Regions from separate parts of the Homo sapiens genome. Here region 1 is linked to region 2. Evidence: read pairs that join two places in POLR2A ChIA-PET (ENCODE). Cell type or tissue: CD4-positive, alpha-beta T cell. All regions are shown on one strand. Each heading gives the region's core, and the rest is flanking DNA. Links, peaks and the distances in the headings are about the cores only. Region 1 overlaps MAN2A1 (mannosidase alpha class 2A member 1). Region 2 has its middle 38 kb from the start of LINC01848.

Region 1 (11,338 bases), core at 2,319-10,318, 99 kb before region 2:
AATATCTTCCATTTGTAAAGCATTAATTCTTTAGAAAGGGCTTCTGAATCATTATTTAATTACCCTTTGTACTGTGTGATATTTGTTGTGATGAAATTGCCTGTTCTCTGAAAGTTCTCACAGAATATTCCTGTTAATTCTTCTCCATGAGTTGACTCTATGACTGTCCATGAACTGAAGTATTATGAAGGGTTTGGAAAAAATTAGCCAGATGTAGTAGCATGCACTACACCTGCTACTCCCAGCTACTCAGGAGACTGAGGTGGGAGGATTGCTTGAGCCCAGGAGGTTGAGACTGCAGTGAGCTATAATCTCCCCACTGCACTCCAGCCTGGGTGACAGAGTGAGACGCTATCTCAAAAATATATATGTATATGTATATGTATATGTATATCTACATGTATATGTATATGTAAGAAGTAAAAATATTTTGAGATCCCAATAATGAAGCAGCTGTTTTTGCAGGTACCTTGTGGTCTATAATCCTTTAGAACAAGACCGAATCTCGTTGGTCTCAGTCTATGTGAGTTCCCCGACAGTGCAAGTGTTCTCTGCTTCAGGAAAACCTGTGGAAGTTCAAGTCAGCGCAGTTTGGGATACAGCAAATACTATTTCAGAAACAGCCTATGAGGTATGTTGTAGCCATAGAACTTAAGGAGGCATTGTAAAACAAACCTAGCCAGTATATAATTTGTGTATGTACAGTAGCCCCCATTTAGCCATCATGTTGGTGTATGTGAGGTGATGAAAGTTGTAAATACCAGAGAGTTTAACTGGTGGGTCAAATGACACTAAAGGAAAAATGATCCTGTGTTCCCTAAAATGTTAATTTCTTTGTTAGTATATATATTGTATCTTATTATATGTTGTTCATATGTATATTGTATATCTTTGTAAGGATGCATACTGTTTATTCTAAGGTAATGCAGTAATTATTACTCATAAAATTTTGAATGTTTTGCTCTAAGTGAATTTAATGATAATTATGCATATCGAAAGTGAGATAAATACCACCCTTAGTAACTTTGGATAGTTTTAGGTTTTCATTGCAAAGGTGACATAACACACCATGGAAGAGAAATGCCCTAAAATAATTAAGATGCTTCTTTTGTGAGATATAATTGTGGAAAATCTGTGCTCAAGTTAATAGGTATTTTTTGTGCCAAAGTTTCTTAAAATAAGCAATATTAAACTGATCACTGTACCACTAGAAAGGTTAGACTTTTAAAATCTGGAATGTCATTTAAACGGCATTTCTGGAGATACAGCCATAAACTAGGAACTCTAAGAATTGTTTCTGCTTGACAGAAGCTATTGCTAGCTACTTTTATTATTATTATTATTATTTTTGAGACAGAATTTCGCTCTTGTTGCCCAGGCTGGAGTGCAATGGCGCGATCTCGGCGCACCGCAACCTCTGTCTCCCGGGTTCAAGTGATTCTCCTGCCTCAGCCTCCTGTAACTGGGATTACAGGCATGTGCCACCACGCCTGGCTAATTTTGTATTTTTAGTAGAGAGGGGGTTTCACCATGTTGGTTGGGCTGGTCTCAAACTCCTGACCCCGTGATCCACCTTCTAGCTACTCTTAAATATGCATCATCTTTTAGATAGAAAGGTAAACTATAATAAAAATTTTGGTCAGATTTTACAGGAAGCTTTCCATCTAGAAAATGGAACAGCAACAGCTCCTGGAAAGCAGGGGTCATGTCTTAAACTGTGTGCATCCCCCATGCTCTGTTCAGTGTCTGCTGAACCTCAAGCATTTGATGGCTAATGCTAACTTGTTTAATATTTATATTATGTTTATCATTTTTATTAACCGAAATATCATAATATTGCAAAAAAAATTAATAATTAGGAAATGGCATTGTTGTAAAGCCCTTACATTCATGGAAAATTTCCTTCTCTAGGCATTCTAGAGTACAGCCAAACAATTGAGAATGATCATACAGGTTCACATATTGGATAAAAACATTAGTGCTTTTGATAGGCCTACCAACTTTAGGTTATTAGGTTCTCTGGATAAACTGAGACATGTATGGTTTACCCATAAGATATCAAACATTTATAGAATATTGTTACACAGCCATGCCTTGGTATCTGTAGAGGACTGGTCCCAGGACCCTCTGGGGATAACAAAATCTATGGATGCTCAAGTCCTTTATATAAAATGGCATAGTACAGATGATCCCTGACTTACAATGGCTCAACCTAGATTTTTCAATTTTATAATAGCGTGAAAGTAATGTGCATTCAGTAGCAACCGTACTTCAAGTACCCATACAACTATTCTATTTTTCGCTTTCAGTATAGTATATAATAAATTACATAAGCTATTTATATTTAGTATAAAATATGATTTGTGTTAGGTGATTCTGCCCAACTGTGGGCTAATTTAAGTGTTCTGAGTACATGAAAGGTAGACTAGGCTAAGCTATGATTTTGGATAGGTTAGGTGTATTAAACACCTTTTTGACTTACGATATTTTCAAATTCTAATTGGACATAACCCAATCATGAGTTGAGGAGCATCTGCATTTGCATATAACCTGCACACATCCTCTTGTGTATTTTAAATCATCTCTAAATTACTTGTAACATCTGATACAATGTAAATGCTATGTAAATAGTTATTATACTATAGTTTTTATTTGTATTTTTTGTTTTTTGTTTTTTTTTCAAACATTTTTTATCTGTAATTGGTTGAAACTGTGGACATGGAACCTGTGGATATGGAGGGCCAACTGGATTCTCTTTTTAAAAAATATGATAGTTTGTTGGTTTTACCAAAAATATAAATGGTTTGCCTCTCAGTAGATAACATTTATCTTTAATAAATTCCCTTCCCTATCTTTTAAAGATCTCTTTTCGAGCACATATACCGCCATTGGGACTGAAAGTGTATAAGATTTTGGAATCAGCAAGTTCAAATTCACATTTAGCTGATTATGTCTTGTATAAGAATAAAGTAGAAGATAGCGGAATTTTCACCATAAAGAATATGATAAATACTGAAGAAGGTATAACACTAGAGAACTCCTTTGTTTTACTTCGGTTTGATCAAACTGGACTTATGAAGGTATGTTCTGAATAGTTCTAAAATTCATAGAATGCTTATCATTTTTGCTACAATGTGTGTAGATTAATTAGGCAAAAGGGGAAAAAAGTCTTAAGTAGAGCTGTATCAAATACTCTTGAGTAAAAGGAAGCATGAGCTTTTTGCACCTTCATTGACCACTTGCTGCTCACATGTATAGTCTGTGGGTGGCGCTACTCCGTGGTCTGTGTGTCACTGGTCCACCAGATAAGTACAGAAATTATTTTTTTAAATTGTCATATACATAGAACCAGATGCAACATGCTTAACATCTTAGTGGTGAGTTGCTTATTATTATTTTTTTTAATCTTTAGCAAATGATGACTAAAGAAGATGGTAAACACCATGAAGTAAATGTGCAATTTTCATGGTATGGAACCACAATTAAAAGAGACAAAAGTGGTGCCTACCTCTTCTTACCTGATGGTAATGCCAAGGTAAGTGGTACTGATGAGATGACAAATGGAATAAACACTTATTGAAAGAGTATTGAGGAAAAAGATAAGTGAGTGTCATTATTTTATCATCTGTTGATTTATTAGGGATAGATGAACTTTTGGTTGCAGTATTATCTATCACCTTATTGATACTTAGCAATTTGTAGTCGAAAGTTAGATAAATGGTTGGGCGCAGTGGCTCACACCTGTAATCCCAGCATTTTGGGAGGCCAAGGAGGGTAGATTGCTTGAGCTCAGGAGTTCAAGACCAGCCTGGGCAACATGGCAAAACCCCTTTTCTACAAAAAATACAAAAATTAGGCATGGTGGCCTGCACCTACAGTCCCAGTTACTCAGGAAGGCTGAGGTGGGAGGATGGCTTGAGCCCGGAAGGCAGTTGCAGTGAGCCAAGATCACGCCACTGCACTCCAGCCTGGGTTGACGGAGCAAGACCCCGTTAGATAAATAGTTTTTTAGAGTTGGAATTTGTTAAGATGCTACAATGAACAATGTTCAGTTAGGATAAACAATGAACATGGGAAGAAACTAGATTTTACGTAGAGTTAGGGAGCTTTATATGTATGCATTTTATACAGACACAAAACCTCTAGCCGTATGGGAAAAATAGATTTTCCACTGGACCATTTTTCTCCTTAACTTTCAGCCCTTTAAAAAACAAATCTTTCTCACTCTTGACTATAAAGGTAGTAATACGCAAACTCTGGCACATTTTGAAAATGCCAGAAACTAAAGAAAACATTAAAATTTACCAACAGGTGCACAATCCCATGAAAACCATTGCCAACATTTGGATGTATTTCTTATTGTCTTTTATTTTATGCATATCCTTTTCTCCCCGTTCTCAAGTCTTGACTTATTGCATGTACATATTTTGTTTTTCATTTGTGACAGTGCTCACAATCTGATGGTATGTTTTTTAAAAATCCAATTTTAATATATACTGTTGTGTTTAAGATGTTGCTTATATTCTTTTTCTCCCGATTCTTCACTACCATAACATTGTAATAAGCTTTCTTTGTAGCATTCAAAAAGAATGCTACAATGCAATTCTGATTAATTGCTGAGAATAACTTTCTAGAAGAGTCATTTTGTATCAGTGTCTGAAGTCTTTTAAGGACTTTTGCTGTGTACTGCTTATCTTCCCTCTAGAAAGACTAGGTAAATGTTCAATCCCACCAGCATTTTTTGAGATTAACTCTAAAATCCCACTCCAAGCACTGAGAATTGGCCATATTACAAGCTTTGCCTATAATAGTAAGTTAGTAGAAAAATATTTTTCTGTTAAGATTTTTGTGGTTACTAGTAAGGTTGAACGTTTTTGTACCTTCATTTATCTTTCATATTTCTTTTGTGATTTTCCTATTTCTATTCTTTGACTGTTTTTCTGTTGGTGTGTCCTGATGATCTCTGAGCACTCTATATGTGGTAAAATTAATCCTTTTCCCTATATGTTGTAAAATTTTTCTTATTGTGTCATTTAGTTTGTTAATTATTTTATTGTATTTCTCATTTATAGTGGTTTTAAATTTTTGTGTAGTCATTTCTTTTTTTTCTGTAGAGTTTCTTCCTTTGCTTTTATACCTTTATAGGTTTTCTATACCTCAAGATCAGTGAAATGTTATCCTAATTATTGTCTTGTTAGCTAGGGACCTATCTCCTGAAAAAGTTACTTTTGTTCCACAAGTTATGAAACCTGCTAACTAAAATCCAATACTGGATTTTAAGGGATTGTGTAGGCTACAGTAAGGACTCTAGGTTTTTTGTTTGTTTTTGTTTTTGGTTTTTTTTTTGGCTGTTTGGGGTTTTTCTTTTTTTTTTTTTTTAAGTCAGTGAAGAATTAAAGACAAACTACAACTCATATGAGGCATTCCAGGATGGGCAGTGAGTCCCAAATATGAGCTGTTTCAGTGTTTTCTCATTCACCAGCTTTTGTCATTGGACATTTTATTTTGATTGACTGTATTTATACTTAAAAAAGTAGTTGTGCTATAGAATTTCATGCGTAGATACCAATAACTAATTTATTTAAAACCATTTTATCTTTAAATAGCTCTAATGTCAGATAGAAAGATAAAACAATTGTCATTTTTACAGAGAGAAAATAAAAAACATCAGGGAAAGAGGCAGTCTAGTGCATCAGAAAAAGGCAAGAGCCCAGAACTCATCATCCCAGGTTCTCATCCCCTCCCTCACTTTCTAGCTATTTGGTAATTAGGTACAAGAAATTTGTAAACCATTAAGCATTTTAATAACTCCAGAAAATTTTCCCTAGCCAAAGAGGTAAATTTGGAAGAAAATTACACAATTCTGAAAAAAAAATTTTTTTTTTTTGGAGACGGAGTCTTGCACTTTCACCCAGGCTGGAATGCAGTGGCGCGATCTCAGCTCACTGCAAGCTCCGCCTCCTGGGTTCACGCCATTTTCCTGCCTCAGCCTCCCGAGTAGCTGGGACTACAGGCACCCGCCACCAAGTCTGGCTAATTTTTTGTCTTTTTAGTAGAGACGGGGTTTCACCATGTTAGCCAGGATGGTCTCGATCTCCTGACCTTGTGATCCGCCCACCTCGGCCTCCCAAAGTGCTAGGGTTACAAGGCGTGAGCCACGGCGCCTGGCCGAAAATCTTACACTGTTTAAGTAGTTCATATTGCAAGCCTAACTTTCTATGCTATTGTTGAGCTAAGGTATCTAATACTTTAAAAATATAATTACTCATAAATGTTTTAAATTTGCTTCCATGTCACATAAGTTATGTGCTTTATTACCATTTTTTAAAATTTAAATAAAAACTAAACTAGTGGTTTCCAAGTAGTTTTTTCAAGTTTGTGAATTTATATTCAGCTAGTTCTTTCAAGTAAAAGGACAGAATGTTTTATAGTTTAGTAAACCGAGCTATGATTAAACTATGTTTCTGAATCCTGCTTTCAGTTTGCTTAGATGACTCCCTGTAGTCATCCTTGCCACCTGTCCCAAACCCTGAACATTAGGGGGCTGGGACCATGGTTATAATAATTATTTACCTGGGAAAATGTAACTTCTGTAGAATGATTGCTGTTTCTAATAAGTAACTATATGGACAAATAGAAGGATTTTAGTTAGAAATTTGTATAGCTGGGAGGAATGCTTTCTAGACCAGTGAAGTTGTAAACATTTTTATTTCCTATTTTCAGCATTTTTAAAAATAAAAAACACGTTCAGTTTTTATCACATGCATATTTTGTTACCTTGTAAGATCTGGTTTACACTTAAAATTGCAAATATCAGGTGATACGTATTTTCTATTTTTGAAACCATAATAAACATATTCTTTTAAAAGTTTGGAAGCCAAAATATTTTTCTTAAATATATTATTTTCTTTTCAGCCTTATGTTTACACAACACCGCCCTTTGTCAGAGTGACACATGGAAGGATTTATTCGGAAGTGACTTGCTTTTTTGACCATGTTACTCATAGAGTCCGACTATACCACATACAGGGTAAGAAAATAGGAATGCAGTTATGAAACATATGTATTATGGTTTTTGAATTCTTGCTTTTCTTATGCCATTCTTAAATTAACAGTTGGTTTTTGTAGATGATGTTTTTCTAAACTTGACATTTTTAATATGATTTAAAATATGAAACTTACCCTTTGATAATAAAAAATGGTAAAACGTTTCAATCCCTACATATACATGTTCCTCTGTATATCTTCTCTTAATTGTTGCCATATTGGTCTTGAGCTCATTAACTGGTAACTTTATTTTTAACACCTGAAAACAATACAGTGTTTTGATTTTATGAAATGGAAATTATATTAAATACGACTTTCAGTTAATAGACCACACACATATATGGGGCCTGCTTCCTTAAATATAGCCTGTATCACTGGAATGTAACTTTAAGAGAAAAATGTTCTAAGCTGGTTCTATTTGTTTACAGCTCTTTACCCAGTAGAGTATAAAACCTAGCAATTGTTTATCATTTTTAGAACAGTATTGAGCAGCATCTTTATGAACCCAAGTGATAGGAAATAGGCTTTTGATCCTTTTGAGAACTTAACCCTGGGCAATGGAACTGATTCCATGGGGTCTGAGTGGAGCTGTGGTTTCCAAAGACTTGCACATTTAGGTTGGTTGATTTAGAATTCATTGTTTGTAGAATGGTGTGCTTTTCCAACTACAGATTTAATCCTAATAACCAGGGTATTTACCATATTATCAACACTCTTAGAAAAAGACCTCATAAAAATGCCATTTAAATTTATCTTTGCTGTTAGCTAAGTTGAACAAATTAGAAAAGAAAAAATACTATTTCCCTGAATCTTCATACAGGTAAAAAATAAAGGATTTCACAAACTAAAGATAAATGTATAGGTAGGCACGGTTTCCTTTTTAGGTATTGTGGGAAAGCAAAGGGATACTATGTTCAGGGAATCTCTTAAATCACAGAAGTTCAATTTTCTGATTTCATAGTTAAATTTAATTTTGCTTTTATTTAACTTTTTTATTAACTTCAAATTTCATTAGTATTTGCTTTTTGTTAGAATTTCAGGTATGGACAAACTTTCTCATGCAACTTCTTTAGGTAATAATATGATAGGTTTTTCAGAATAACCCATGATTCATAGGATGAATCAAGAAGTAAAAGTTCTCTGGCAGGTGGGAAAAATAATGCTAGACACTAATTTTGTGTCCTAAATGTGACTTCTGAAGTTATCTGTGATCACTTTGCTACCTACAGGAAAACCTGTAGTTCTGAAATAATCTTCTATTGAGTTTCTCAAAACTTCTGGTAAGTCAGAAACTGTTTTTGATCATCTGTTTGTACTCTTGTGTAAGCCATTATTTAATACCCCTGAGAGCTCTAAGTTACATCTTCAACTTTATAGCATTACCCCACAGAAGATATGCTGATCTATTTTTAAGTTTGCTTTAAACTATTGTTTTTTAGTGGAAAAGTTTTTCCTGGAGTACAACATGGCACACACTTTGGCACAAACTTGTGTCATCAGGTTTGATTTACCATTGTTTTTCATCAGTTATATTTAGAGATGGGCTATGTCTCAGAGGAAATGCTGTAGCAACTCTTCCTAAAATTCCAACTTCTCAATCAGGTATATTTGCATAATTGCTTTTGCTTTTATTTAATTATGTCACTGTATCTTCTGGGTTTTCCTTGGATTATCCAGGACCTCTAGTTCTCACATCATAGGGCAGTTTGTGTAGACTAGATGGCCCTGTTCTGCTGCTAGTGGCTGTAGCTTAGTGCTTGACTTGGAAATTAATAGGCTCTGACTTGCCTATTTACTTATTTGAGCAAACTACACTCATCAGAACTAAATGCTTGTCATTTTTCCTTTCCCCCTCTCTTCCTGTTTCCCTCTGGGCAGTGAACTGTCCAGTGGCTAATAGTGTTAAGCAGGAGCCCGGGCCACTGAGGTTTGACTGGCTCCTGGCCTTCCAAAGGGGCTCTCAATGTAGCCCATTTCTATTTGCTGGTCTTGCCTCTGCCTCTTTTCTCTTTTTTATTCTTTAGTTTTCTTTCTTTCTTTCCTTCCTTTTTTTTTTTTTTTTTTTTTTTTTTGACAGAGTCTCGCTCTATCGCCCAGGCTGGAGTGCAGTGGAGCGATCTCGGCTCACTGCAGCCTCTGCCCCACTGGTTCAAGGATTCTCCTGCCTCAGCTTCCTAGGTAGCTGGGACTACAGGTGTACACCACCACGCCTGGCTAATTTTTCTATTTTTAGTAGGGATGGGGTTTCGCCATGTTGGTCAGGCTGGTCTCGAACTCTTGACCTCAGGTAATCCACCCGCCTTGTCTTCCCAAAGTGCTGGTATTATAGGCATGAGCCACTGCACCTGGCTTGATTTTCTTTTTTCATGTGTTTCCTTTCTAGATTATTTGTCTTCTCTTCCTTGGTGTTCTCGGGCATATGAAAAAAATAATAAATGATGGATAAATAAGTGTAATGCAAACTTAGAGCGCCTCACTGATGAGTTTTACAGTAGTTGCCTGGATTAAATGAGAAGCCGTCATATATAAACTGGACGTAACCTGTAAATCTTTTTTCATTCTAGTCCGGATCATTTTTTTTTTCAACATGAAAGCAGTTGGTAGGAAATAGAGATACCAGAATCACCTGAAATGCTTTCTTCCAAACTATATACCTTCCCGTGTTTGTATTTGAGCTCCTCTTAACAAATCTCCCTCTGGGAAAAGATAAGCCCGGTTGTGGAGAGAGTCTTTCCTTAGTAATCTTCATGACTCACCTGTCTCTCCTGTTTTTCACATACCATTGCCTGAACACTCGGGTTGTCTCAATCCTGGCTGATTGTGGTTTTAATGAAATCACTAATCAAGGCCCATGATAGATATACGAAGTCTTCAGGGTATTTGGCTCTATCAGCGTTCACGCTGCCTGAAAGGGTGATCAGTCTTCAGGGATCTGTTATTTAGTGCCAAGTCTTCCTTATTAAGAAATACTGGAAAGTTGTTTAACATTCTAAACTTTGGCCTCCTGTAAATCAGACACCTGGATGATTGATCAAAATGCATAGACAAAATGTGGCTTTTCATTTTAGATGCAAAGGAAACGTCAGCCAACTTCCATGCTGTTGTAGATTGGCTTTTAGCTAGTATTGCATAAAATAACAAAAAATATTTATTCTTGAATTTAATTTACTAAACTAGTTTTGGATATATGCTACTTTTGTCCCCCTTAAACCAACCAGATGCAGTTATTTGCATGAGTATTAATGAATAGAGCCTATTTGTTGTTAGTACCAGATTTTCAATCCAGGAAGAAATGAGGGTTTGGGGAGAGAGACTATTAATGTTTTATGATTACATACTGTAATTGTATTAGGTTACTAAACCAGTTAATTATACAAAAGATTTTGTAATCTCAGCAACAAGGAATAAAGAAACAGAAAATGAGTTAGTATTAAAGATTGTCTTTGTTGGGTGTCTATTTTTGTTAAACCTTACAAATCCAATTTAAAAACTAAACTAACGCATACCTGACAAAATATTCTTACATTTCTCAGTCTCTACTTTAGTTGTTCTTTGACCCTTTTCTCCCCAAAGTAACTATTGCCCAAATTAAGCTTCAGGAGAAAACAAAATCAAGAACGACAAGCAACATTTCCAAAATTATATAAACTTTTTGGTCCTTAATGATTTTGAAACAGAGTTGAGAGGCCGTATAGTTCAACCTACTTTTGTTTTTGGTTTGGTATTTAACTTTTGTTTCTCTATCTGCATTCTCTCCAGATTCTGAAAATGATCAGAAGTGCAGTTGAAGGGCTCTCTCTTTCTTAACATCTTTTAAACTAATAAAAGAACACTCTGTTTTCCTTTTCATTATCGTTCAGACATCGCATTCAAAAGGTTTCTAAAAATACTAAATTAGAAGAAATCTTGTGCTCACTAGCCTTAAAAGCTCTACAAGATCAGAGCAGTTCAGAATTTCTAATGAAGGCGTGGCACGGTGGCTCACACCTGTAATTCCAGCACTTTGGGAGGCCAAGGCAGGCGGATCACAAGGTCAGGAGATCAAGACCATCCTGGCTAACAAGGTGAAAGAAACCCCGTCTCTACTAAAAATACAAAAAGTTAGCTGGGTTTGGTGGCACGTGCCTGTAATCCCAGCTATTCGGGAGACTGAGGCAGGAGAATCGCTTCAACGCAGGAGGCGGAGGTTGCAATGAGCCGAAATAGCGCCACTGTACTCCAACCTGGGCAACAGAGCGAGACTCTGTCTCAAAAAAAAAAAAAAGAAAAAAAGAAAAAAAATTTCTAATGA
Region 2 (11,338 bases), core at 2,176-10,175:
TTTTAACCTCTCCTCACCAGGTATGACAGACCAGTTTGCGATTACGTGAATGAACTCTACTCTCTCATGCCTCTGAGACTCGGTACATGCTATGTTCTCCACTAAAGTGGCTTGCCTGCACTTGAGTCCTAATAAATGCATATCATTGAAATCTATGTTCAAGAGCTATCTTTTCTACAATGCCTTCCTGGATATATTCAGTCAGTTTGGATGCTCCTTCTCCAATACTCTTTTTTTTTTTTTTTTTTTTGAGACGGAGTCTCGCTGTGTCTCCCAGGCTGTAGTGCAGCCGCGTGATCTCGGCTCACTGCAAGCTCCGCCTCCTGGGTTCACGCCATTCTCCTGCCTCAGCCTCCTGAGTAGCTGGGACTATAGGCACTGGCCATCGCGCCTGGCTAATTTTTTTTTTTTTTGTATTTTTAGTGGAGACGGGGTTTCACTGTGTTAGCCAGGATAGTCTCCATCTCCTGAACTCGTGATCCTCCCGCCTTGGCCTCCCAAAGTGCTGGGATTATAGGCGTGAGCCACCACGCCCGGCCTCCAATGCTCTTGAAACACTTTATATACACAGTCTCATAAGCTTGATAAAAAAACATGTCTCACTCCAAAATTATAAGTTCTTTGAGGGCGGAGAGCACGAGTTTAGTTACTCTATCTCTATTATCTTCCCCAATGGCTTAGTATATGGTTGACAAATATTTGCTAATTAAATAAATTATTTAATTTAGAAAATGATAACTACTCTAAGAGAGGTACCGATGAGTGGTAGCTGCCATTTATTGACTGCTTATCATATAGCAGGCACTGTGTTATGCTTTCTATATACATGATTTTATTAATTCCCACTTTATAGATTATGAAACTGAGCTTGGTGAGCTTAGTGAAATTGCTCAATCTGACATGGCTAAATGTGATGGAATAATATTTGAACACAGGCCTGTCTGGTCCCAAAGCTTTGCTCTTAAGTGCCACATGGTGCTGCCCTCATTGAGGCAAAGCTGACCCAGGAAAATGAGCCTATAATTTAGAATGCTATGGCTCTTTTTAAAAGCAGCAATCATAACCCCTATGTATTATTGTAAACGTATGGCCCATTATTTCTGAGTCTGACCTGTAACCTCAAATGATGGTTGAAGAAGGAAACGAAACCCTTCGTGCTGAACAAGCATAGCACAAGCACTGACTTTTCTTTTGAAGTTAGGTCACTATGTAATGCACAGTGTTTAATTGATGCCTGATCAAATTCAAATCTCACTTGAATGTGGAAACTAAAGTTCTCTACAGTGAACTCTGAGGGATTTTGTCAACATGAGATAATTCTCTTCCAAGATAATGACTAAATTTAATCTCACAGAAGCCTGATAACAGATAATTCTCCTGACAGCCATGAGGCTGCTGGGCTTGTGTGTGAGTGGTGAGAAACTGAGCAGTGGACAGAAGTCCTGAAGTGTGGGATGCGAAGAAAATGGTGAGAAGAGAACAGGACATCTCCAGGGAAAAGAAGGCCCCAGTTAAACACTGCTGTGTCTGAGATAGGACTCTTAGAGCAAGCCTAGCTCTGCCAAAGGCATGTGCAAAGATGTTATTTCAAGTCCTAGAGACATTTCTGGGTGCATTTATTTCCATTTCTTGTTTTTTAATGCTTGTATTTCTCTTCCTAAAAATACTGCCCCTGTGATACAGTTAGGCTTTGTGTCCCCACCTAAATCTCATCTTGAATTGTAATCCCCATAATCCTCATAATCCCCACTTGTCAAGAGAGAGACCAGGTGGAGGTAATTGAATCATGGGGTGATTTTCCCTTATGGTGTTTTCAAGATAGTGAGTTCTCACGAGATCTGATGGTTTTATAAGGGCCCCTCCCCCTTGGCTTAGCACTTCTCCTTCCGGCTGCCTTGGGAAGAAGGTAAGAAGGTGCTTTGCTTCCCTTTTATCTTCCACCGTGATTATATGTTTCCCGAGGCCTCCTCAGCCATGCTGAACTGTGAGTCAATTTAACCTCTCTCCTTTATAAATTACCCAGTCTTGGGCCATTCTTAATAGCAGTATGAAAATTGACTAATACAGTAAATTGGTACCACAGAGAGTGTGGTGCTGCTATAAAGGTACCTGAAAATTTGAAAGCGACTTTGGAACTGGGTAACAGGCAGAGATTGCAACAGTTTGGAGGGCTCAGAAAAAGACAGGAAGATGTGGGAGAGTTTGGAACTTCTTAGAGACTTGTTGAATGGTTTGGGCCAAAATGCTGATAGTGATATCAACAATGAAGCCCAGGCTAAAGTGGTCTCAAATAAAGATGAGAAAATTACTGGGAACTGGAGAAAAGGTCACTCTTGCTATACTTTAGCAAAGAGACTGGCAGCATTTTGCCCCTATCCTAGAGACCTGTGGAACTTTGAACTTGAGACTTAGGGTATTTGGCAGAAGAAATTTCTAAGCAGCAAAATGTTCAAAAGGTGACCTGGATGTTTTCAAAAGTATTCAGTTTTATGCATTCACAAAGAGACGGTTTGGAATTGGAAGTTATGTTTAAAAGTCTGGAAAATTTGCAGCCTGATGATGCAATAGAAAAGAAAATCTCATTTTCTGAGGCGAAATTCAAACCAGCTGCAGATATTTGCTTAAGTAACGAGGAGCCAAATGTTAATTGCCAAGACATGGGGGAAATGTTTCCAGGGCATGTCAGAGACCTTTGCAGCAGCCCCTCCCGTCACAGGCCCAGAGGCCTTGTTCCTGGGCCTTGCTGCTTTGTGTAATCTTGGGACTTGGTGCTTTGCATCCCAGCTATGGCTAAAAGGGGCTAACTTACAGGTCAGGCCATTGCTTTGGAGGGTACAAGCTCCAAGCCTGTGGCTTACACATGGTGTTGAGCCTGCTGGTGCACTGAAGTCAAGAACTGAGGTTTGAGAACCTCTGCCTATATTTCAGAGGATATATGGAAACACCTGGATGTGCAGGCAGAAGTTTACTACAGGGGTGGAACCCTCATGGAGAACCTCTCCTAGGGTAGTGTGGAAGTAAAGTGTGGGGTCAGAGCCTCTGTTCAGAGTCCCTACTGGGGCACTGCCTAGTGGAGCTGTGAGAAAAGGGCCCTTGTCCTCCAGACCCTGGAATGGTAGATCGACTGACAGCTTGCACCATGCACCTGGAAAAGCTGCAGACACTCAATGCCAACCTGAGACAGCAGCCAGGAGGGGGCTATACACTGCAAAGCCACAGGGGCAGAGCTGCCTGAGGCCATGGGAACCTACCTCTTAGATTAGCATGACATGGATGTGAGACATGGAGTCAAAGGAGATCGTTTCAGAGCTTTAAGATTTGACTCTCCCATTGGATTTAGGACTTGTATGGGGCTTATGGCCTCTTTGTTTTGGTCAATTTCTCCCATTTGGAATGGGTATATTTACCCAGTGCCTTTACCCCCATTTTATCCAGGAAGCAAATAACTTGATTTTGATTTACAGAATCCTAGGTGGAAGGTACATGCCTTGTCTCAGTTGAGACTTTAGACGTGGACTTTTGGGTTAATACTGGAATGAATTAAGAATTTGGGGGACTGTTTGGAAGGCATGATTGGTTTTGAAATGTGAAAGGGACATGAAATTTGGGAGGGGCTGGAGGGAGAATGATATGGTTAGGCTTGTGTCCCCACCTAAATCTCATCTTAAATAGTAATCTCCATAATCCCTTGGTCCCCATGTGTCAAGAGAGAGACCAGGTGGAGGTAACTAAATCATGGGAGTGGTTTCCCTCATGCTGTTCTTAGGATGGTAAGTAAGTTCTCCCAAGATCTGATGGTTCTCCTGAGATGGGAGGTTTTCCCCCTTAGCTCAGCACTTCTCCTTCCTGTCACCTTGTGAAGAAGGTGCCTTGCTTCCCCTTCACCTTCCGCCATGATTGTAAGTTTCCTGAAGCCTCCCCAGCCATGCTGAACTGTGAGTCAATTAAACCTCTTTCCGTTATAAATTACCCAGTCTTGGGCAATTCTTTATGGGGGTATGAAAATGGACTAATACACCCTGGGAATTTGTTTCTCCTCCTTAGGACAAAACAAAAGATACAATATTTCCCTCATCCCGTGCTCCAGTCTAGAAACATTTGAGCCCAAATATCTATTGTCTGTGATGGATCCGGTGCAATGAAATTAGCCAATGACCAAGTCTCTAGATCCTTTTAAATTGACTTGTTAAATAAACTTTTATTGTAGGTTCAGAGGTACAGGTGCAAGTTTGTCATACAGGTAAATTGCATGTCACGGGGGTTTGGGGTACAAATTATTTCATCATCTAGCTAATAAGCATAGTATCCAATTGGTAGTTTTTTGATCCACTCCATTCTCACACCTTCCACCCTTATGTAGGCCCCAGTGTCTGTTGTCCTCTTCTTTGCATTCATATGTACTCAGTGTTTAGCTCTCACTTATAAGTGAGAACATGTGGCATTTGGTTTTCTGTTCCTGCATTAATTTGCTGAGGATAATGGCCTCCAGCTCCATTCTTGTTGCTACAAAGGACATAATCTGATTCTTTTTATGGCTGTGTAGTATTCTATGGTGCATATGTACCACATTTACTTTACCCATTCTACCATTGATGGGCATTTAGGTTGATTTCATGTTTTTGCTACAGTAAATAGTGCTGTGATAAACATATATGTGCACGCGTCTTTATAGTAGAATGATTTATATTCCTTTGGATATATATCCAATAATGGGATTGCTGAGCCAAATGGTAATTCTGTTTTAAGTTCTTTGAGAAATCATCACACTGCTTTCCACAATGGCTGAACTAATTACTTTGTCACCAGCAACGTATAGACATTCCCTTTTCTCTGCAATCTTGCCACTATCTGTTCTTTTTTGACCTTTTAATAATAGCCATTCTGACTGGTGTGAGATGGTATCTGATTGTGGTTTTGATTTGCATTTCTCTAATGATTGGTGGTGTTGAACATTTTTTCATATGCTAGTTGGCCACCTCTATGTCTTCTTTTGTAAAGTGAATTGAGCTATTTATTTATTTTTAAATATCCTCTTATTTGGACTCTGCTAGGTCCTGGCTTTGAATGGATTTTCTCTCTTTCTCTTCCTCCTCTACCACTGAGAGTGAGCAGGGTCCTCAAAAGCTGCCGGGCTCCTGGGGCATGTGGAAGGTTGTGCCTGCATGGATATGGAGAGTAGTGTTGGGGATGGGGATTGCTACCTTTCCGTCATTTAGGGCTTTTACCTGCAAAGGCCCATAGAGCTAGCTTTATTCAGAGTTTCATTGCAAAGCCTCATTTCTACTTTCCCCAACTCTTCTCTCAACCAGTCCTTGCCTCCAAGGACACCCATAGAGTCCTTGTGGTCATTTCTCGTGGTTATCAGCCTCCCATGGCTCATCCCTGCAGCTGCAGGAGGTTCGTGGTCCTGCCATTACCTCTTGCAGTTGGTTGGGGCTAGATCAGCCTTTTGGCTGCCAAGGGAGGAATCAGGAGCTGTTCCACATTTTGGGCTGAAGGAAAGACGTTGTAATTATGGATTGAAAGCCCCCACTGTTGGCATCACTGACTGCCCCCTAAGCAGAGGATTACTTAGAAATAGACAGCAGGGACACCCAGATGGACGTGGCTCACCCGACTTTTACTGGCTGACCGCGATCACCTTTTTCTGACCTTTAGAAAATGACAGAGTGCTGTGTTCTCCTGACTAAGAGTGTGACTACTGGGGAAGGGTGGCAGAATAATCATGCCCTGGGATGTTGCCATTTTATTATTTTTTTCTTTTTAATCTTAGCACACAATCCAGGAGTGTGCTAAAATGATTTGGACCCTATCCTTGAGGAGTTTAGGATATTGAAGGATGCAATATTAACACAGACATAATAATCGAGAACAACATAAAGGAGTCTATAATGGCTGCATAATTGTGTGCAATTGCCTGATGGGATAGTAGGAGGAGCCTTGAGGGCTGTGGGAGCCAAGAAAGCCTTCAAGAAAAAGTAACTTAAGCTGAGTCTTAGAGAATGTGCTGGATTTGAGTAGGGAGATGGAAGGGCATTCTAGGAGCCAAGACCAAAGGGGAAGGGACAGGAACTGTTTATTAGATGCTAAAGAAAGCAGTACAAACCTGAGGCATGGAAGGACAAGCTGGGAAGGTCTTTAACTGTTAACCCAGGTCCTGAAGCTCAGGGGTGAATCTGATCAGGTGTGAATCTCTTCTATGCCGAAGGTCCAGAGAGTGATTCCTCAAGGTCACAGAGCAGCCATGGTGCCAGATGCTGTGGTGTGTCTGTGCAGTCATAGGCTCAAAGCACTTCTCACTCAACCACATTGCATTTGCTCACAACTCATAACCCCTTTGAAGCTTGCCAAAACACAGGTGCACTTTTGTTTTGAAGACAAACTCTGAGAGCTGCTGATGGGACTTTTTGAGGCCACCATTGCTTCTGCAGCTGCTCATATGCTTCAAAGAACTGAGGCCTTAGCTGCAGGGGCAGGGGAGCCGTTGACTTCTGAGGTTTAGGTGGCAGGTGCCTTTTCTGCAGTCACTCCCTCCCTCTTTGGAAGCAGAGGGTGCTAGCCTCCTACAGAGAGGACTGTGAGCTCCCCCCTTGTCACGGATGGCCCTGCAGTGCCAAGTGCTGACAGGAGGTCGTGGCTGCTTTCAGCGGAGCATTAGCCCTAATAGGTTTGGCAGGATTTTAAAATAATCAAAACAAAGCAGGTTAGAAGGTTTGATGGGGGAGGTATGTGGTGACTGCTTGAGCTCAGATCACATGGTATGTCCAGCAGCCTGGCCCAGAACAGCTCCAAGGCCTGATGCCAAGGGTCTGGGCTGAACAGAAATCTGAAGTGGCTTTATCAGAGAAATTAGTGTGTGATTAGAGCTGAGAAGAGTCACGAGTCTTAACTTCTGTTTAGCACTCCAAGAATAAGGTGTCCCGTGTGGTGCCAAATTACTCCCTCTGGGCAGTCTAAAGCATGAGTGGGATGCTTATCCAGGGAGCACGGTGGAGGAAAGGTGTGGGGGCTGGGGGGAGGCTGTGGGGTGAAGAATGATGCAGTGCCATGGAGTAAGCTGTAGACAGACCTGCTTTGGCTTTGTTTGGGGGTGGGGCAGGGTGTGAAATACTTTCTGTACTGATTTCTATCCTGCGATCAGATACCTAGGACGTGTGTTAGAGCCAAGAAGAGACAGAACTTGACCACGTTGGGTATTGCTTGATTTTTTTTGTTTTTTAATGAGGTCTTGCTCTGCCTCTCAGGCTGGAGTACAGTGGTGCAATCAGCTCACTGCAGCCTCTGCCTCCTGGATTCAAGCAATCCTTCTGACTCAGCATCATGGGTAGCAGGGACTACAGGTGTGTGCCACCACACTCAACTTTTTTTTTTTTTTTTTGGTAGAGATGGAGTCTCCCTATGTTGCCCAGCCTGGTCCTGAACTTCTGACTCAAGTGATCCTCCTGCCTTGGCCTCCCAAAGTGCTGGGATTACAGGTGGGAGCAACCATATCTGGCTGGTATTGCATTTTTAATACAATTGGAATAGTATATTAAATATTTTTGAAGGAAAGAATAGACCTTCACTATGGTGGAAATGAAAGGAGTTACCCACCTCATTTTCCTTATGGTAGAACATTGTATTCCAGCCACCACAGGCACTCCAGCCTGTGGCTTTCGGTTGTGAATGACAGCCCACTGAAGTGACTTGTCCTTGCTATCTTTGTCCACAGCAATCCTTGGTTTTGCTCTCACTTTTGCCAGGGCCTCTCTTCTGCATCCTTGATGCCTTTGTCTTCCAACTCTGAATGTTTTTGGCAAGGACAGAGATGTTAAAAAGCTAGCAGGAGGGGCTGGTTCTGACAAAGGACAGGCAGACAGTGCACAGGTGGTGCACCCTAGCCTAACAAAGGCTCCTTTGCTCAGTGGTGGGGAAGAACTGCTGCGTGGCTTTGCTGGAAATCTGTCCCTGAAGCCTAGATGGGCCTAGCCCTCACCTGGCTAGGGATTGTCCCCAAAGCTCTTTTACTGCTAATTCAAGCAGAATGGAGGACTGACACTAAGAAAATAGGCTATCTATCTCATGAAACACCAGGGGAAGACATGTCTAGGTTTGGGACCAGCATCTTAAAGTGTTCAGAAAGTAACACAATTCCTCTCTCTCCCTCTGTCTCTGTCTCTCTGTCTTTATGTGTGTGTCTGTCTCTGACTTTTGAGGCTCTTGCTCTCCACTCGTCACTGTGTATCTGCTTTATTTTTCTCTTATTACACCAACTTTTGCTATTTCTTCAAGCACATGGCAGAAGACGGCTGCCTCTTATCTGGCAATTTTACAAAGCCCTCAACTCAGGCAAACAGTAGAGCTGTTCCTATCAGTGCCAACTCCAAATTCACAGAAAAAAATCTGATTAGTTTAGATTAAGTCAGAGAAGGTTAAAAGGGTTCTGAGGGAGGGATGTGATTGCCTGATTTCTGATCACAGTATATGCCTTAATGGTATACAGGCTGTCCAGAACAATTCCAAGACTATGGTCCTGGGGTGGCATGGTATGGATAGAAAGCTCACAAAATGTTCACATAGACAATTAATATGGCTGCCTGGACCCACATGTACTAGAGCTCAGAGAGGCATATGTGTGCAGGTACATGCTCACACATGTGTATGTGTGAAGCATGCATGTGTGGTCTTATGGTTGGGTAGAGACCCCTTAAAGTGCCTATCACATCAGATAGAAGGATAGATTTCTAGATAGAAGAAATTTGGGCCCATCTGTTATCTAGAAATTTCTTTTGTTGAAGGCTTCTTCCTGCTGTGTACTTCGGCAAAGTTCCTCATTAACATGGCCCTCCTGAATTGGGAGATTTGGTCCCAGATTCTCTAATCATCCTCTGTCTTCCCAGGGTGGAGAAGCTGATATATGCTGGGGAGTCTTTTGCGAATTTACATTTCCTTTAATATGCATTGGGCACAGATGGTTACCAGGTTGTCTCCGATTCATAAGTCTTCTTTCATCAAGGGCCGATCAAAATTTAGTGCAAGCAGGTTTAAAGGGACAAGCTTTTAGGCTTGGAAATGTGCATATAAATAAAAATGTTGCTGTAGCGGCTCCATTGTTAATGAAAGAAAAATGATCCATGTCCTCTTCCTGGATAACGGAGTCTCTGAATATATTTATTTCAAGATTTAGGTGCTGAGGGAACCGGCCACAAATCATAGAGCAACCATTAATGAGCCTCTGTCCCTACCTGTTTAGCTTATTAACTGCCTGTTACCTACAGTTCTATATCCCACTTGGGGACAGAAAATGGATGCATCAGCAATGCAAAGGCTGAAAAACACAGAAGTTAATCAAAAGCACATGGGAGCCTGGAAATGTAATCAGAAGATATGGGCTGGTTGTTTATTGGGGTACTGGGAGGTGGCTGGGAGGGAGGATCTGGTGCTGTCTGATATGAGATTTGGCTAATTAAATCCCCCTGTCCTTTAGTCAGTGTCCTCTCCACTCTGTGCAAGCTGTGGACATGAAAGGAATAGTCCCTGCCCTCAAGGAACCTACATGCTAATTGTGAGGCATGCTCTACATGCTGGAATCACAGAAAGCAAACTCAGGATAGCGCTGTAGAGGCTACATGAACCATTGTTAAAGTACTAAAAAATGGTAGATTGTTACACAGTAGAAAGAGCTTAGCTGAGAGAGAGGAGGTCTTGGATTTTGCTTTGGTTCTATGATATGACAGTGGCTGTGTCATTCACCTTTTCCCATCTTGATTTTCTGATAAAATAAGAGTTTGACCTGGATCATTGACTAAGGGTATTCATGAGAAGCACTTTAGGTATTCATGAAATTGGAGTAAAGACCGGAAGTTACTGAGATTTCAGGAACCTTCTTTTGGCTACTTAGCAAAGTAGAAGTTTTAATTCATAGAGAAGAAAGATGGAGCCACCCTTGGCAGGGACCCTTGTGTACATCAGGGTGTGTGTATGTGGAGGGAATGGCCTGCCTTGTGGGCATGAGAGCCAATAAAAGAGGGGAGTGGGTATCAATCACAAGCACAGAGATGGGCAGAACCAACTAGGCAGGTAGGCAAACCAGAGTTCAACACCAAAACCAACAGCTATGTTCTTTAACCCGAATATTCAGAAATCTTCTCAGTTACTTCCTAACTTGAAGGCAAAATTCTACTAAAAGCAGCAACAGTCTTTTAAAAGTAATTTGAAGACACAGATAAAAAACAGAAAACTAAAAAGCCTTGGCTCCATGATTAATTAAAAGGATCAGCTCAAATTTACAAAATTGCTTTAATAAAAGAAAACACAAAATCGCATACATGTGCCTCCATATGTTAATGATGGCTATTTTTCTTTGTTTTTCTGCTGCTGCTACAGCCATGTCCCATCTATCACTTGGTTTCGGGCATCATAATCAATTGACTTTACCATAAACAACATGTTGTACATGCAGCAACTGATAACAGCATTTAACTTGACACAGGGTAAAACCTCCCTCTTTTTTATTCTTCCAGTCTCTCAGAAGACAGAAAGAATAGCCTTGAATTAATTCCTTACTTATTGAGCCAAGCACGCATTTTCTTATGAACTTTACTGGGGCAGAGAAGTGCAGTCCAGCAGTTAATCCTACCAGATAACTATACCCACTGTGATGAAGCTCTGTAGGAACCCGTTATCCTGATGTCCAGAACAGTGCTTGGCACACAGTAGGCACTCAATGGCTGTATGTCCATCAGATCAATACTCCTAATTTTAGTTTCTCTGATAAGTGGTAAATTTCATGGAGAATTGACAATCAATCTTTACCCATGGAAGGGATATTTTTACATATGGAAGATAGCAAATCTTTTTTGTGGATTGAAAATAAGTAAATACGCAGAAGATCTCTTAGTGACTGCTACTGAATTGACACCCAACACCTTGTGAATTAACTGATTTTCTTCTATTCTCTAAACACGATGACTGAAGCTCATGGCACATTGAATGCTTACAGTCAGTTGGCTGGTCAGCCTTATGTTCTTGTTCTTCCCTAGGTTGGCTGTATGCTTGTATGTGTACCAAGAGCTAATTGTGTTTGTTTCCAAATCTCTTCCTTCCAGTTATCTTTAAAACTGTAATTATAGAATTAATTAAATACTACATAAACTGATGATATATATGAGTCATTTCTATGAAAAATAAGTTGAATGTTCTGAAGAAATTCAACGAAATTTCTTGTGATTAAAGAGTTTATATTGCATCAGCAGACAAGATATCTGTAAATGATGGAAAAGAATGTAAACATCTAGACAAAATATACTTTCAACTTTAAAGAAATGAAACCTGGAAATAATTGGCGATGGGTGTGCTT

Evidence for each region. ChIA-PET counts read pairs that join two places held together with the same protein. Peaks named below come from ENCODE experiments on the same cell type or tissue, not always from the same donor. Only the 100,000 strongest peaks of a DNase experiment are listed, where the experiment ranks them.
Region 1: POLR2A ChIA-PET joins it to region 2 with 10 read pairs; 4 of 35 experiments call an interaction of 5 or more read pairs at or near these places.

What each region holds. Positions count from the first base shown.
Region 1 is chr5:109,816,808-109,828,145 of GRCh38, forward strand. MAN2A1 (mannosidase alpha class 2A member 1) reads left to right here. Exons shown (of 22, transcript NM_002372.4): 13 at 466-631; 14 at 2,862-3,080; 15 at 3,413-3,535; 16 at 6,916-7,030. Among named protein-coding and RNA genes, the nearest start is that of LINC01848, 61 kb to the right of the region's middle. In CD4-positive, alpha-beta T cell, for the core only: no CTCF peak of the experiment used is centred there; no DNase peak of the experiment used is centred there.
Region 2 is chr5:109,915,533-109,926,870 of GRCh38, forward strand. No RefSeq gene overlaps it. Among named protein-coding and RNA genes, the nearest start is that of LINC01848, 38 kb to the left of the region's middle. In CD4-positive, alpha-beta T cell, for the core only: a CTCF peak has its summit at 8,520; DNase peaks (open chromatin) are centred at 6,419 and 7,189; H3K4me3 peaks cover 1,078 bases; H3K27ac peaks cover 2,470 bases.